Linked DNA regions of Homo sapiens: region 2 is linked to region 1. A link is a loop called in an ENCODE intact Hi-C map of the cell type or tissue named here. Cell type or tissue: GM12878. All regions are shown on one strand.

Region 1 (8,000 bases):
CATAATAAATAATTCCCACCTCTGTAGGTTGGCCCATGTTCTTTCATCTGCATGACACGCATTCACTTTCTCCCCATCCTTTCCTCAAAGCCTAACTCAAATAATGCCTTTTGGACCATTCCAGCCTGCACAGATTTTCTCCCTCTCTGATATTCTTGAAGCTCAACTATTTATTCTTACCATAAAGAGTTACAAGAAGGACAAGACTGTACAAAGATTAATATTCTCCAAGACTTTAGGAGCAGATACTTCTGAAATTTAAGTTGATACAAATGAACATTAAATAGATGAAGCTAGCAAATTGCAGGAATCCTCCCAGGACAACCACATGAAGATGTAAACATGCTACAGGCATGTATTTATCAAACTTTAATGTGTGCATAAATCACCTTGTTGAAATGAAGATTCTAACTTACTAAAGTCTGGAGTGGGACCTGAAATTCTACATTTCTGACAAGTTCTCAGGTGATGCTGATGCTGCACTCTTTGAACCATACTTCAAGTAGCAAGTGGATAGCAAGTGTATCTCAAGAGTCCCCAGTCAATCCCAAAGCTTTACTGCCTCAGTTGTGTTCTGCTGGCTTTATCAGGTTTCTAAGTTGAGACAGATATCTACTCAGGTTTTATCAGCAGCAAATACCACCAACATCCTCATTTCATGATCTCAAGACTTAAGATAAATATTTAGTGGTGGTTATTGTTCACAGAAATATTAGATATACCATTCCCCTTGGAGACACAGATATCAATCTTCCTAAAGAGGAGACAAGCATCAGACTTCATCGTCCAGCTACGTCCTTTTTAACACATCTATTTCCCTTTTTCTGATTCTGTACTCACAAAACAACTTCCTAGTCTGATATTTGTGTCTCAAAAGAAGTCAGTCCTGATATGAAAACCACCTAGGAAAAAGAAGCACTCCAGACAGAATGATGCTCCCTGAAAGTATGAGAGCAGTTGCAAAAATTGTCAAAATCAACATTTTCAGAATTCTAAAAATTAACCAAAAGGTTGAAATAAAAATGGCTTATTCTACAGAACAGTGAGCTCTGTGATACTTAAACCTACCCTATTCCTATTCCCATCTCCCTTTCCCTATCTCTGCAGTACCCTTGAAAACCAGCAGCTTTAGAAAGATGGTAGCTGTGAAAACCAGTGGCCTAGTAGCTATTGGAGAGAGCAGAATAGGTTTGGATCCGCCACAAAAGGCCCATCCTCAGAGAATTATCACTATTGTACTTGTTTGGAAGCTCCCTGGGAAATTCTCATTCACATGGAATTATCCTCATTTGACCTAAGTCAGCTATTACTCAGTGAGGAAATCCCTGTACCCAGGGGATTTTTCCAAAAGAATCAGGAATTGTTTAATATCATAGCTGCCTGAGGTGGCCCTATCTGTTGCGGCAAATTAAGAAGCTGATCGAAAAACTTAAAAATCAAAATATGGGAAATGAGAAGTCCACGGGAGCTTTGGAAAGTTCTGACATATTCTTGGGAATCTGGAAAGCCATGCATATGCGCAAGCTGTGAGTATTCCCAGGAAGGATCTGAGAAGACCCCAATCTCTCACTTTTGGCTGACAAAGCAGGAAGTAAAGGCTAAGGTAGAGTTATCAAGTTACCAAAGTATTTATTGCATACTCTAACTCACACATATAGATCACAAAAAAGTAGTGGGAAAGTTATTGGTTGAATAAATTTGAGGAAATGTCTGTCCAATTATTAGCTGACCACTAAGCTAACCAAGCAGAGATTTTAGATGCTGCACACAACAAAGAACACAGACTTTACAGAATTTTAAAAGTCACTAAAAAACATACAAACACACAGCATCAACAACTACTACTACTACTAGTAATGGCAACAAAAACAAAAAGTAAGGATATGATTTCCAAGGATGCTCTATTATATTACTTTAACAGTCCAGTTTTCAACAACAACAAAAAATAAGATACATAGTAAAATAGGAAAGCATGGTCCATACACATGAAGGAAAAACAGCCAACAGAAACTGCCTCTGAGAAAGCCTAGATATTGGGGTTACACAAAGTTTTAAATAAAAAGCTTTAAGGCCAGGCATGGTGGCTCACGCCTGTAATCCCAGCACTTTGGGAGGCCAAGGCGGGTGGGTCACCTGAGGTCAAGAGTTCAAGACCAGCCTGATCAACATGGCAAAACCCCATCTCTACTAAAAGATACAAAAAATTAGCTGGGCATGGTGGTGGATGCCTGTAATCCCAGCTACTCAGGAGGCTGAGGCAGGAGAATCACTTGAACCCAGGAGATGGAGATTGCAGTGAGCCAAGATTGCACCACTGCACTCCAGCCTGGGTGACAGAGCAAAACTCCATTTAAAAAAAAAAAAGCTTTACGTATGTTCAAAGAACTAAAGTACATCTTGCCTAGAGAGTTAAAGGAAAATATGAGAATGATGTCTCACCAAATAGACAATTTCAACAGAAATAGAAATCATTTAAAAAAGAGCCAAATAGAAATTCTAGAGTTCGAAAGTGCAATAACGTAAATGAAAAATTCACTGAAGGAGGTCAACAGCACAACTATGCGGACAGAAGAAAGAATTAACAAACTTGGAAATAAGGCAATTGAGATCATCCAGTTTGAGAAACAGAAAAGAATGAAGGAAAATAAACAAAGCCTCAGAGACTTGTGGGACATGAGCCAGCATACCAACATACATGCAAGGAGAGTTCCAGAAGGAGAGAAAAGAAAGAAAGGGACAGAGAGTGTATTTGACAAAATAAAGTCTGAAAATATCCTAAATAATAAAAAGTATTAGTCTATACATCTAAGAAGCACAATGAATTCCAAGTAGGATAAACTCAGAAATTCATACCTATACATTTAATATAGTTAAACTGTCAAAAACCGAATCAGACAGAATCTTGAGATCAGCAAGAGAAAAATAATATGCCAGCAATCTTCAATAACACTAACAGCTGACTTATCCTAAAACATGGAAGCCAGAGTCAGAAGGAATGACATATTTAAAAGGCTGGTAGAAAGGGACTGTCAGCAAGAAGACCAAATCTAGCAAAACTATTCTTCAAATTTTATGAGAAATTAAGACATTCCCAGATAATCAAACACTGAGAGAACCCATCATAAGAAGATCCATCCTACAAGAAATACTAAAAAGAACCCTTCTGCTAAAATGAAGGAACACTTTACAGTAACTTGAGTATCCATGGAGAAATAAAGACCACCAATAAAGGTAACCACATAGGTAAATATGAAGGACAGTATTAATAAGTTTTGTTTATAATTCTTCTATCAGATTTAAATGGAAACAGCATAAACCAATAATTATAAGATAATGTTGATATAGTTATAATGTGTAAAGAGGTCATTGATATGACAATAATTACACAAAAGAGAAGGAAACAGAGCTGTATATGAACTAAGTTTTTGAAAACTATTAAAATTAAGTTGATATTAACCTGAACTACATTGTTTTAGGATTTCAAATGTAATCCTCAGAAAAAAGCAGTAATAAAGTAACTCAAAAATAGGTGGAAGAGATAATTAAAATGATACATTAGGAAATAGATGTTTAACACAAAAGAAGACAGTAATGAAAGAATGGAGAAAAAATATAAAGAAAGATTTCAAGCAAATAATATATCCTCACACCTTAAGAAACTAGAAGAAGAAAAACTAAACCAAAAGCAAACAGAAGGAAGAAAATAATAAAACTTAGAGCCTAAATAAATGAAATAGAGAGGACTTAAACAATAGAGAAAATCAGCAAAATCAAAAGTTGATTCTTTGAAAAGTGTAATAAATAAAATTGAAAAACTCAGCTAAGCTGACCAAGAAAAAAAGAAGGAAGACTCAAATTACTAAATGGGGGAACATCAGTACTGATCTTACTGAAATATAAGGGAATACTATAAACAACTATATGCCAACTAATTAGATGACCTAGATTAAATTTAAAAATTCCTATAAAGACATAAACTACTGAGACTGACTAAAGAAAAAAACAGAAAATGTGAAGAGACCTATAATAACCAAAGAGACTGAATTAGTAATTTTAAAAGTTCTCACAATGGAAAGCCCAGACCCAGAGGGCTCCACTGGGGAATTCTACCAATCATTTAAAGAATTCATACCAATCATTCATAAAATCTTGTGAGAACTGAAAGAGGAAGGAAAACCTTTCAACCTACTCTACGTGGCCAGTATTATCATGATCTTAAAACCCAACCAAAGCATCGCAAAAAAGAAAAGAGCAGGCCGATATCTGCTTTTTTTATTTTTATTTTTTATTTTTGAGTTAGGATCTCAGTCCATCACCCAGGCTGGAGTGCAGTGGCACAATCATGGCTCACTACAGCCTCAACTTCCTGGGCTCCTGTGATCTTCCCACCTCAGCCTCCTGAGTAGCTGGCCACAGGTGTGCACCATCACGCCTAGCTAATTTTTGTATTTTTTGTAGAGAGGGTATTTTATCATGTTGCTCAGGCTAGTCTTGAACTCCTGAGCTCAAGCAATCCACCCACTTCAGCCTCCCAAAGTGCTGTGATTACAGGCATGAGCCACTGTGTCCAGACTCTTTTAAATACATCAATGCAAAAATCCTCAACAAAATATTATCAAACCCAACCCAGCAACATATAAAAAGGATTATACCTATGATCAAGGAGATTTTACCCTAGGAGTGCAAGGTTAGTTTAGCACAGTAAAATCAATCAATATAATATACCATATTAATAGACTAAGTGACCAAACCCACATGATCATCTCAATAGACATAGAAATAGCATTTTTGTAAAAACCCAACATCTGTCCATGATTAAAAACCACTCAACAAAACTAGGAATATAAGGGAACGTCCTCAACCTAATAAAGGACATCTATTTTTTTAAAAAAACTCACTGCCAACATCACACTTAATAGTAAAAGACTGAATGTTTTCTCTCTTAGATAAGGCAAAAAAGATGTCTTCTTTCATCACTTCTATTCAACACAGTACTGGTATATTCATACAATTGAATAATATCCAGCAATTACAAGGAAGGAAGGCCTGATACATCCGATAACATAGATGAACCTTGAAATTATTATGTTAAATGAAAGAAGACAGTCACAAAAACTTACATTTGCATAATTCCACTTATTTGAAATGCCCAGAATAGGCCAATATACAGATAGAAAGTAGATTAGTGTTTGCCAGGGACTGTGGGGAACGGGGAAGTGACTATTAATGGGTACACAATTTCTTCTGAGGATGATTAAAAGATTGCCAAGAAAGTAGTGATGATAGTCAAACTCTGTGAACACACTAAAATATACAAAAGTGTACACTTTAAAAGGATGAATTTTATGGTATATAAATTGTATCTCATAATGTCATTATTAACAAAACCAGTCCAACTCCTCATAAGAACATACTGAGAACAGTTATTCTGCCTAGAATTTACTCTTTTAAAAGTGATTATTTTGATATTATGGTTCATCCATTTTGGGCTGGATTGGTTAAGAAGTCAATCACATGCTTTCCTAAGGAAAACTGATCAAAATCTGCTTCTGATGTAAGCCAGCCAGCCTCATCTACCAATCAAAGGAATGCTTGAATGAAAGGATGATTAAATGAGAGATTAATTACAACATCTCCCATACAACTTAGATATTGTTTGCTGTCCCATTAGGTGCGTCCATTTTGAATCTTTAGCCAGCTTTTTAATTCAATGAGATTATGAACCATGTATTTGAAGCTTTTGAAATCTTCTTCTATAATGATTAGTTCTATGCTAACTTTAAGTATTTAATGGCATTAGAAATCACCTGATTCAGTTTTTCAGTACGGTTCTCTCTAGACAACTGTTAGAAATAAAACAGGAAGCAAATACCAGGGGTGGCAGGGATAGGAGGCATGGTTGCTTTAGGACAACCAGGACCTTTTAAGGAGAATGAGAAATCTCAGGTACCCAAGAGATTTGGGGATTCCAATTTCCCCCCTATAGAATATGGCAAGGTTGGAGTTGAGATTGTTGCTCAACAGAATTGGCAAATACCTACTACATCCTTAGAACAAACTGGAGTGATATACCAGCCAAATGGGTTCTCACTGGTTACAGGCAAGGAGTGTAATATGGTTTGGATGTTTGTCCCCACCCAAATATCCTGTTGAAATGTAATCCCCAGTGTTGGAGGTGGGGCCTGGTGGGAGGCGTTTGGGTCATGGGGGCAGATCCCTCATGGCTTGGTGCTGTCCTCAGGATAGTGAGTGAGTTCTCAAGAGATCTGGTTGTTTAAAACTGTGTGCTACCTCCCCCCAACTCTCAGTTTTGCTCCTTCTCCTGCCATGTGAGACACCTGCTCCCTCTTCGATTTCCGCCATGATTGGAAGCTTCCTCAGGCCTCACCAGAAGCAGATGCCAGGGCTATGCTTTCTGTACAGGCTACAGAACCATGAGCCCATTAAACATCTTTTTTTACAAATTACCTAGTCTCAGGTTTTCTTTACAGCAATGCAAGAACTGACTAACACAGAGTGAAATGTTTTAATGTTCATGTTTAACAGGTATAAAACTAGACCTAGAAAAGACTGGCAAAACAGAGATTCAGCTGAGTCAAATCTTGTTGATATTGAAGTCTATTCCTAGGTTGTGCACTTTGATATTTCAAGTATGACCTTAACATTTTCTGCCCCCACCCAATGCTCCATCCAATGCTCATGATGCCCAATTATGCATCTCCCAGTTGATCCTCAATAACTATATACTCAGTAAAGTTTGGTAGCTAAATAATCCACCATTCTGTAGAATAAGAATTTTGTAGAATTTGAAGCAAAGAATTTCAGCCTCACCTTAGACAATATTCATCCCAAAATGAATGTTGTTCAACAGTGATCTAAGTGCTGATGCCCTTTCTGTAGAACAAGTGTCAGCACTCTGCAATTTTTCATTCTGCAAAGTGTTTTGTTCTATACTGTCTAATACAATCTTGTACTTCTCTTCCTATCACTCTTATGCACTGATTTGTCATTTTCACTTCAGGAGCCTGGGAAACTTTTGATGAAGCATGACTCATGGCTCAGGAAGAGAAAAGAAGGAAGTACCAGCTGATGCTAAGAGGCTGGAAGGTCAAATATTATACTTTCTTGCTCCCTGGAGTTGGAAATGGGATCGGCTTTCCTGAATCTCATTAGCTACTAGAAAGAGAAAAAAAAGATCAAGGTTTCAAAAGGAAGGAGCAAGGGGAAATGGATTTCATAAAACAACTGTGTCCTTTACATCATTACATAGCTATAAAGTATAGTGCAAAAATAAACAACAAAAGCATTAGTTCATTAGATGTAGGACCAGAAAGCTTGGGACCCTCCAGTTTCTAACCATGTGATTTTGAAAAATTAAACATCAGGTTTCAGTCCTCAGTCTCACTCTCCACAGAATAAATAATAATTCGGAGTGACCTGATAGTAAGTGGCATTATCACTCTCTCTGCCATCTGCTGACAGTCCTATGAATCAGGATGGAGATCAGTCTCTTTTATGATGTATAAGATTCCATATCCTGAATGGGAAACAAGGGAGTGTGTTTATATGCACAGGCTTGCACCCACTGGGGGTGAGAGCTGGGGAGAGAGGATTAGTAAATGTTCTGGAAGAAATCAATATGGGTTTGTGGCTGGGAAAAGCATCCTCCAAAAGAATTGCAGCCCTCAGCTCTCTCTCCTTGGCAAAAGCTTCAACTTTAGCATGTGCCCCCCTGCCCCATCACTCAGTGGAAAACTTTATGCAAAAAAATGCATTTTTGGAAGACACGAGCACACACGTGTTCATAGCAGCACAATTGGCAATTGCAAAAATATAAAATGGGCCTAAATGCCCATCAACCAATGAGTGGATAAAGAAAATGTGGTATAATTACAGCATGGAATACTACTCAGCCACAAAAAGGAATGAAACAATGGCATTTGCAGCAACCCGGATGGAGCTGGAGGCCATTATTCTATGTGAAGTAACTCAGGATTGGA
Region 2 (8,000 bases), 97 kb after region 1:
TTAATTTTGCTTTTTGTGTGTGTTTCCTTATTTACAAAAGAAAGAATGAGAACAGTCATACAGTTATTGAATGTTGGACTTTGAACATTCAGGAACCTAATTTCCCACTGGAGTCAGAAACCAGGAGCAGGAAAAAAAAAAGTGGTGGTTCCCAATTATTTGCTGTGTTGGGAGCTTCAACTTAGGCCCTCTCTGTAGACATACTTTCTTTTTTTTTTTTGAGACGGAGTTTCACTCTTGTTGCCCAGGCTGGAGTGCAGTGGCGTGATCCAGGCTCACTGCAACCTCCGCCTCCCAGGTTCAAGCAATTCTCCTGTGTCAGCCTCCTGAGTAGCTGGGATTACAGGCATATGCCACCACGCCCGGCTAATTTTTTTTGTATTTTTAGTAGAGATGGGGTTTCACCATGTTGGTCAGGCTGGTCTTGAACTCCTGACCTCAGGTGATCCGCCCACCTCGGCCTCCCAAAGTGCTGGGATTACAGGTGTGAGCCACCACACCCAGCCACACATACTTCCATCAAATCTTACAACACATCTTAGAAATGGAACTCTCTGGGGAGTGGTGTGTGCGGGTGCACATATGTGTGTGTGTGCCCATATGTATGTGTGTAAACTATTCCCTGGGTAAATCAGCCTCCTTCAGAGATGAAGGAACTTTTTCACAGCCTTATGGAAGCACCTAGAGCAGTCATTTCCAAATTCCAAATCATGAACCATTTGTGGGTTTGTGAAATCAATTGGGTTGTGACTGATATATGTTTTTAATGAAATGGAGTCAAATAGAATACACAATATCAGAGGGCATTGTATGCTGTAAAGAACTATCGATTTGTGAAGCATTCATATTAGTGAGGTGTATGATGTATATGTACATGTTCATGTGGTAGTCTGGTGTGCCATTTACACTACATAAAATGTAAAATAATTGTACAATCAAAAAAGCCTGAGTGTTACTTATCTAATGCACACAATTAAAAAAAAAAAAAAACAACTTGGTCAGGCACGGTAGCTCATGCCTATAATCCCACTACTTTGGGAGGCTGAGGTGAGCGGATCACTTGAGGTCAGGAGTTCGAGACCAGCCTGGCCAACATGGCAAAACCCTGTCTCTACTAAAATATAAAAATTAGCCAGGGGTGGTGGTGTGTGCCTGTAATCCCAGCTACCTAGGAGTCTGAGGAACAAGAATCGCTTGAACCCGGAAGGCAGAGGTTGCAGTGGGCCGAGATCACGCCACTGCACTCCAGCCTGGGTGACAGAGCAAGACTCCATCTCAAAAAAACAAAACTCAGGTGATGATCAGGTGACCTCATGATGGAAGAGATGAGCATCCATGTCCTTCTGAGGCAAAATCCCCCCTGAATCCCTTCCCACCCCACCCGAGTCACATCTAGAGTTAGTGCCTGGGAGGTTCTGAGGTGAGAAGGGGGTGTCCAACAGCTGAAACCTCTACCTCAAAATCCTGGGATGGAGGGCAGGGAGGTGGCGGGATACAATGTTAATAATTATAAGTTCTACACATTTCATAAGGATATTTAAGGAAAATCATGAACAATCTCAAAGACATTTAAATACTAAAGTGTGTCATACACAAAAGACAACCATATCAGCTCAAACTCCTAAACCTTGAGTAAATACCTATATGTTTATGGCCTTTTACTTAAGTTTTGAAGGTTGTTCATGGGGCTCTGGCCTAAATGAAAAAAAAAAGCGTATAAATTTTCTCCTTTTTCTTCCTGTGTTAATTGCTACATTACAAGAGGCTTCTTTATTTTGTAGGAACCAGAGGGCATTTCTGAAATGCTATATTACCTACTGGCCCAGGAACAAACACTGGCCAAGGAACAAAAACTGAGGCTGTGGAATTTTGAACTTTACACTAAATTACACTAAAATGCCTTTTAAATCCCTCTGGGGAACTTAGTTTAGTACCCAATAATCCTTTGAAGTTTGAAATATTTCCATGTGGAAAGAAAGTTCACACTCTTCACACAACCAGAAGTTAGAGATAATGCAGAAATGAAAAGTGAATTAAAACCAAGGTAAAAGTGTACAGTAGAGTAACTTGGGTCATTTATCAGTCCTCAAATAGCTTCTTTGTGTGCAGCTGGGGGTGGGTTCAGCCAGTTATTGTCAGTCTAAGAGAGAAGAGATGAACCCACACACAGAAAACCATAATAGTGTGTAGGGAACAAATACACAAAATTAGTGCAAACAGACACAGCTGTGTGGGCTAAACAAACAGACCAGGAGAGCCAGAATCCAGTCAAAACCCAGTAGACTTGGCTGGAAAGACCTTTAATAGGAATCATATAGAGATTGTCAAGAACAAGAAAAGTAGAGTTAGAAAGACTATAGCTAAGAGGAAGATCAAAGAAAAAGATTAAGGAATTTTATTTCTGATAACAATAGAGATAAATGTCAGGCAAGCATGTCCCTTAATTCTGTGAGGTCTGAGGAAAGTGTACAAATGAAGTCCACATGCCACACATCTTAAGGTTTCTACAAGTCAAGCAGCCCAACACCTGCTCCTTCCGGCTCCCTCTATGGCCAGGTTTGAACAGAATTCTTGGACTTCCCAGGGCTGCTTGCCAAAATGTGGTAGTATAAGCAGAATTACTCCAGGCCTCAGCCTGCTCCACACCGTTGGAGAGAGACAGTCTCTTGGGTCTTCTTGTGTTCCTACACATTCTGCTGTGGATGCCAAGATGGAAAGGCTCTCACTGCTCTTTTATGATGGGCCACCTCTCAAGGTTGTTATGAAGCTGGTAACCTGGACAGATGAGGTAATGTCTCTCCCTGGGCAAGAAGCAGGTTTACTGATTGCTTGCTATAAAAGCAGTGGATTCTCCAAGCTCAGGCTTCCTTAGCTGTGACACAATCCCCACTGAGAGCACAGCATCCACCCGGATCTGTCCTGGCACCTGGGGGCAAGGAGAACTGATACATATATGCTGCTGCTCACTCTGTCTACTGAGCAATAGAATCCTTTGTCTTTGACCCAGGAATCTCATATCTTCTATAAATAAGGCTAAATTGAATCCAGACCTGACATATTGTGAAGGATGTCGTGCACACACCAGGCCTGGTTCAAACTCCATATGCAGCCCTCACAAAGAGCTGTCTCTGTCTACCCCATTGGCTTCAGGGGTGCCCACTGGTCACCAGGTTTGCCCTTCGGAGAACAGATTTGGGGTAGAAGTCCACATAGGCCCTGGAAATGAGCTAAGACCTTTGGACAGGGAATTCCAGGATCCTAGGTACTGGAGTAAGTTCTAGAGGGCTAGGGTGAGAGCTCCAGATGGATGCATCCCCTTGGTCCTGCCAACTACACATCCCATGGAGGGGGACATGGCTGAAGGAGAGCCAGCACAGGGCCCTCTAAAACACTGAGTCCAAATCAAGGGCCCTTGTGTCCAAGTCTAAAGTTGGCTCTTGCTGGGGCAAGGTCCTTGAAGGAGCAAGAGGTATAGCAGCAAGAGAAACCAAAGTAAGGACCAGTTCAAAAGTTAAGTGACCAAGTTCTCGTCCCCATTCTACCTCTAAATGTTAAGATGACTTTAACCCCACCAGGCCTCAGTTTCTCCTTCTGTAAAATAAGGTGATTAGCAGTTCAATACAATGATATCTAAGGTGTATCTCAAGTCTAAGCTCCTATGATTCTACAAATCCATGCTCAAGGAGAAAAGCTGTAGCTCACAGCCCTAAAGATGCCTGAGAACAAAATAAGAAATAAATGGAGCAAACTGAGCCACAAACGCCTACAACTAATGGGCCGGGCAGTGTATGTGCATCACTCATGCAGAAGAAAACTATACCAGTGGGAAAAAATGACAAGATTTCTCAGGGATGAGACCAGGGTGGGGCCATCCAGAAAGCTTGCAGCTTAGAGAGGTGCATTCACTTAGAAAAGCCAGAAGGATTCTCTAGCAGCCACACAGGCACTGCTCAGACACCAGCAAGTGAAAATGTATTTCTTGATGGAGCACAGGAAGAAGGGCCCCCTGGGAAACCATCTCACTCCCATCTTACACATTTCCTGATAGCATGCAATTAGCGGATCACCTCAGCAAAGGAAGTGTGAAGGTGCTTTCGCACCACTTCAGCTCTGTTCCCAGAGTCTCCCAGAGAAAAACTGAAGAAAGATGAAAAAGACTTCCTCATCTACTCTCCCGGCCCTGTCCTCTTCCACTCTCCATAGCTCAGATAAAAGATCTTTTCATCTAGAAATCAATAATAGGCTAGGTGGCTGCTGCTGAGTCCAGTACAAAAAAAAAAAGAAAGAAAACCATACTCAGGATTGACTCATAATCTGAGCACAAATTTTCATCTGGGTAGATGCGAAAGTCCCCTGTGGGGTATTGTATAGGGGTGGAAAAAAGTAAAGAGGTATCATTTTCTTTCATTTGGTCAATGATGAAACAGCCACTCACCTTCCCTGCCATGCCATGCATATGAAACAATGGCCCCCAAGGCCTCTCCACCCCCCATTTCTGGTGACCCAGGATCCTCTTCACTTATCAAAGTTGTTCTACTTCCATCCAGCTGCCTCTGAAGAATGATAATATGAGAAGCATCAACAGGAACACACACACAGGTGTGCATTCCCCAGCCCAGCCCTGCACACTGCCCAAACACTGGTCACCTGCATGGGGTGATGTGAGTAAAGGGTCCCAACGTCTTCCCTTGCCCAGTACCCCAATCACCAGCTCCCCATGGCTGGCTCTAGGGCAGGGCATTGCCAATGCTTACATCAGTCATTTTGGTTACTGTGGTATTCTCTGAGCGCCACAGACGCCCTCGGCAGAAAACAAAGAGAAAGGGGGAAGAGCAGTTAGAGGAACTCTAGGTCTATTCCCCATTTGAGCGAAGCAGCCCTGCTTTTATCTATTTCCCTCTCAAGCCAAAATACATTAAAAGCTACTGGTTTTGTTTGTTTGTTTTGAGATGGAGTTTTCCTCTTGTTGCCCAGGTTAGAGTGCAATGGCGTGATCTCGGCTCACCGTAACCTCCGTCTCCCAGGTTCAAGTGATTCTCCCGCCTCAGCCTCCTGAGTAGCTGGGATTACAGGCACACGCCACCACGCCCAGCTAATTTTGTATTTTTAGTAGATATGGGGTTTCTCCATGTTGATCAGGCTGGTCTCGAACTCCCAACCTCAGGTGATTCACCAGCCACGGCCTCCCAAAATACTGGGATTACAGGTGTGAGCCACCGCGCCAGGTCTTAAATATTATGATCTTAGGAGGTCCCCGCTACAATTATCTGTGGGAAGATCACAGATGAATCCATTGCCAGCCATTACTACCATAAAAGCGTTATCCACGAGGAGAGGTGAGTCTTGAAGAGGGAGAAGAAATGGGAGAAGAAGACACACAGAGCCACTGCGCTCCTGAGACTCAAGGGAAGGCACAGAGTACAGGGAAGGAGGCCAAGGGGAAGAGGAACATCGACAAACTTGTTCTGCTTTGTAAGTAAAATAAGCCAGACAAAGACAAATACTGTATGGTATCACTTACATCTAAAGAAAAATTTAAGTCAAACTCACAGAAACAAGAGAATAGAAAGGTGGTCACTGGGCACTGGAAGTGGGAGAACTGGTCAAAGAATACAAACTTTCAGTTATAAGGTAAATACATTCTGAGGATCTACTGTACAGCATGGTGACTGTAATTAAAAATGCCATATTATATACTAGAAGTGTGCTAAGCATTGGCACCAAAAAGAAAAAGAAAAAAAAGGTAATTATGTGGAGTGATGGATGTGTTAATCAGCCTGATTGTGATAATCATTTCATAATATATGCATACATCAAATCGTTACATTGTATACTGTAAAAATATGCAATTTTGTCAATTATGCCTTAATAATGCTGACAACAAAACACATAAACAAAAAACTTTCCCTGCTTTAACAGGTGGCTAAGCTAGCCCTGGTCACATTCAGTAACAGCAGACTGTCAGGGAAGGCTCAGATCCCAATAGCATGAAGTAGATTATTATTATTATTATTTGAGACAGAGTCTCGCTCTGTCGCCCAGGCTGGAGTGCAATGGCACAATCTCGGCTCACTGCAGCCTCTGCCTCCTAGGTTCAAGCGATTCTCCTGCCTCAGCCTCTCGAGTAGCTGGGATTACAGGTGTCTGCCACTACGCCCAGATAATTTGTGTATTTTTAGTAGAGATGGGGTTTCACCATGTTGGTCAGGTGATCTCTGACCAACAGGTGACCCACCTGCCTCGGCCTCCCAAAGTGCTAGGATTACAGTCATGAGCCACTGCGCCTGATCAAGGTAGATTATTTTTAATGGTGAGTCAAAGATCCTGTAGAAATGTATGAGAATATGTCCAGTGTTTTGTTATGTGGAAATAGTTCTTAACAAAGAAGTATGTACAATATAAATACATACACATAAGATATTCCAAAACATAAAGATACCTCTGAGTGAAAGGATTCTTTTTTTTTCCTAAATTATTTTTACAAGGAGCACATATTATGTATGCATCTTCCTTAAGTCGAAACGTATGATAAACAAGTAAAACTATATCAAACTAAAAAGCTTCTGCACAACAACAACAAAAATTAACAAAATGAAAAGGCAGCCCACGGATTGGGAGAAAATGTTTGCAAACCATATAAACCATCATGAGGGGTTAATATTAAAAACATATGAGGAACTCATACAACTCAATATCAAAAACAACCAATTTTAAAAAATGGGCAAAGAATCTGAATAGACATGTCTCTAAAGAAAACATAAAAATGGTCAACTGGTATATGAATAGGTGCTCACTGACACTAGTCATCAGAGAAACGTAAATCAAAACCCTACATGATATCACTTCACATCTGTTAGTACTATCATTATAAAAAAGACAAGGCGCGAAAAGTGTTGGCAATGGTGTGGAGAAAAGGGAACCCTTCCACACTGTTAGTGGGAATGTAAATTAGTAAAACCATTATGAAAAACAGTGTAGAGGTTCCTCAAAATATTAAAAATAGAACTAGCATATAACCCAGCAATCCCTCTGCTGGTATATACCCAAAGACAATGAAATCAGCATCTCATGGTTACTTGTGTACCCATGTTCATTAACGATGAAGAGTCTTGCTTTAGAAAAATATTCTGCTAATAACTGGAGGAGAAATGATAGAATTCTATAAGGCTACTTTCAAACCCCTAATGTATTGATCTCTCTAGCCAATAAGTATACATTGTGGAGAACCGAATAACCAATTTTTATGTTCCTTCTGATGGAGGCATGTAGTGGAACCTATGAAGAATTCTTACCAAAAACCAAAACCAAACAAAGTAGAGTCTGTAGTGGACGAAGGACTGTGCTAACGGACACCACAAGGACATTACAGGTAAACTAAGACCAGGAAGACTCTACAGGACAACTGACTCGGCCTTTACTAAATAACAGCAAAGACATGCAAGAGAACTTACAGACAAAAAGATATGTAATGGACATATCAAACAGTTTGAACACATGGACCTTATTTGGATATCTGATTCAAACAAGCAAACAAAAATAAAAATGTGGAAGGAGGGAGGGAGGGAGGGAGGAACAAAGGAAAGAAGGAAAGGAAGGAAGGAAGGAAGGAAGGAAGGAGGGAGAAAGGAAGGAGAAGGGGAAAGGAAGGAAGGGAAGGAAGAAAGGAAGAAAAAAGAAAGAAAGAAAAAGAAAGAGAAAGAAAGAAAAGGAAGAAAAAGGAAAGAGAAGGAAGGAAGGAAGGAAGGAAGGAAGGAAGGAAGGAAGGAAGGAAGGAAGGAAGGAAGGAAGGAAGGAAGGAACACGCAGCACAGTCCACCTGCAGAGGAGAGGAGAGACTTCCCAGGCAAGGTAGTGGGGTCGGTCCTTCTCCCTCACACACCCGGACTTCGCCCCAGCACATCCCTGCTGTGCCTCTGCTGCCCCCATGTGGCCCAGGGAAGGCCTGACACGGAGCCTGTAGAGGACGAAACCTGAACACAAACTCCAAGGAGGTCTTTGCT

What was found. Hi-C counts contacts between places; a loop is a spot of excess contacts. Peaks named below come from ENCODE experiments on the same cell type or tissue, not always from the same donor. Only the 100,000 strongest peaks of a DNase experiment are listed, where the experiment ranks them.
Region 2: a loop joins it to region 1, with 8 times the contacts of the local background. A loop is called at or near these places in 2 of 110 quality-filtered maps.

Annotation. Positions count from the first base shown.
Region 1 is chr7:137,794,147-137,802,146 of GRCh38, forward strand. The region is part of intron 1 of DGKI (diacylglycerol kinase iota); the gene reads right to left. Among named protein-coding and RNA genes, the nearest start is that of DGKI, 49 kb to the right of the region's middle. In GM12878, no CTCF peak of the experiment used is centred here; a DNase peak (open chromatin) is centred at 4,115; H3K27ac peaks cover 401 bases.
Region 2 is chr7:137,891,373-137,899,372 of GRCh38, forward strand. The region is part of intron 8 of CREB3L2 (cAMP responsive element binding protein 3 like 2); the gene reads right to left. Among named protein-coding and RNA genes, the nearest start is that of DGKI, 48 kb to the left of the region's middle. RefSeq lists enhancers at 4,082-4,251, 4,532-4,701, 7,999-8,000, 8,000. In GM12878, a CTCF peak has its summit at 7,934 (motif pointing left); DNase peaks (open chromatin) are centred at 3,999, 4,349 and 7,929; H3K4me3 peaks cover 757 bases; H3K27ac peaks cover 3,022 bases.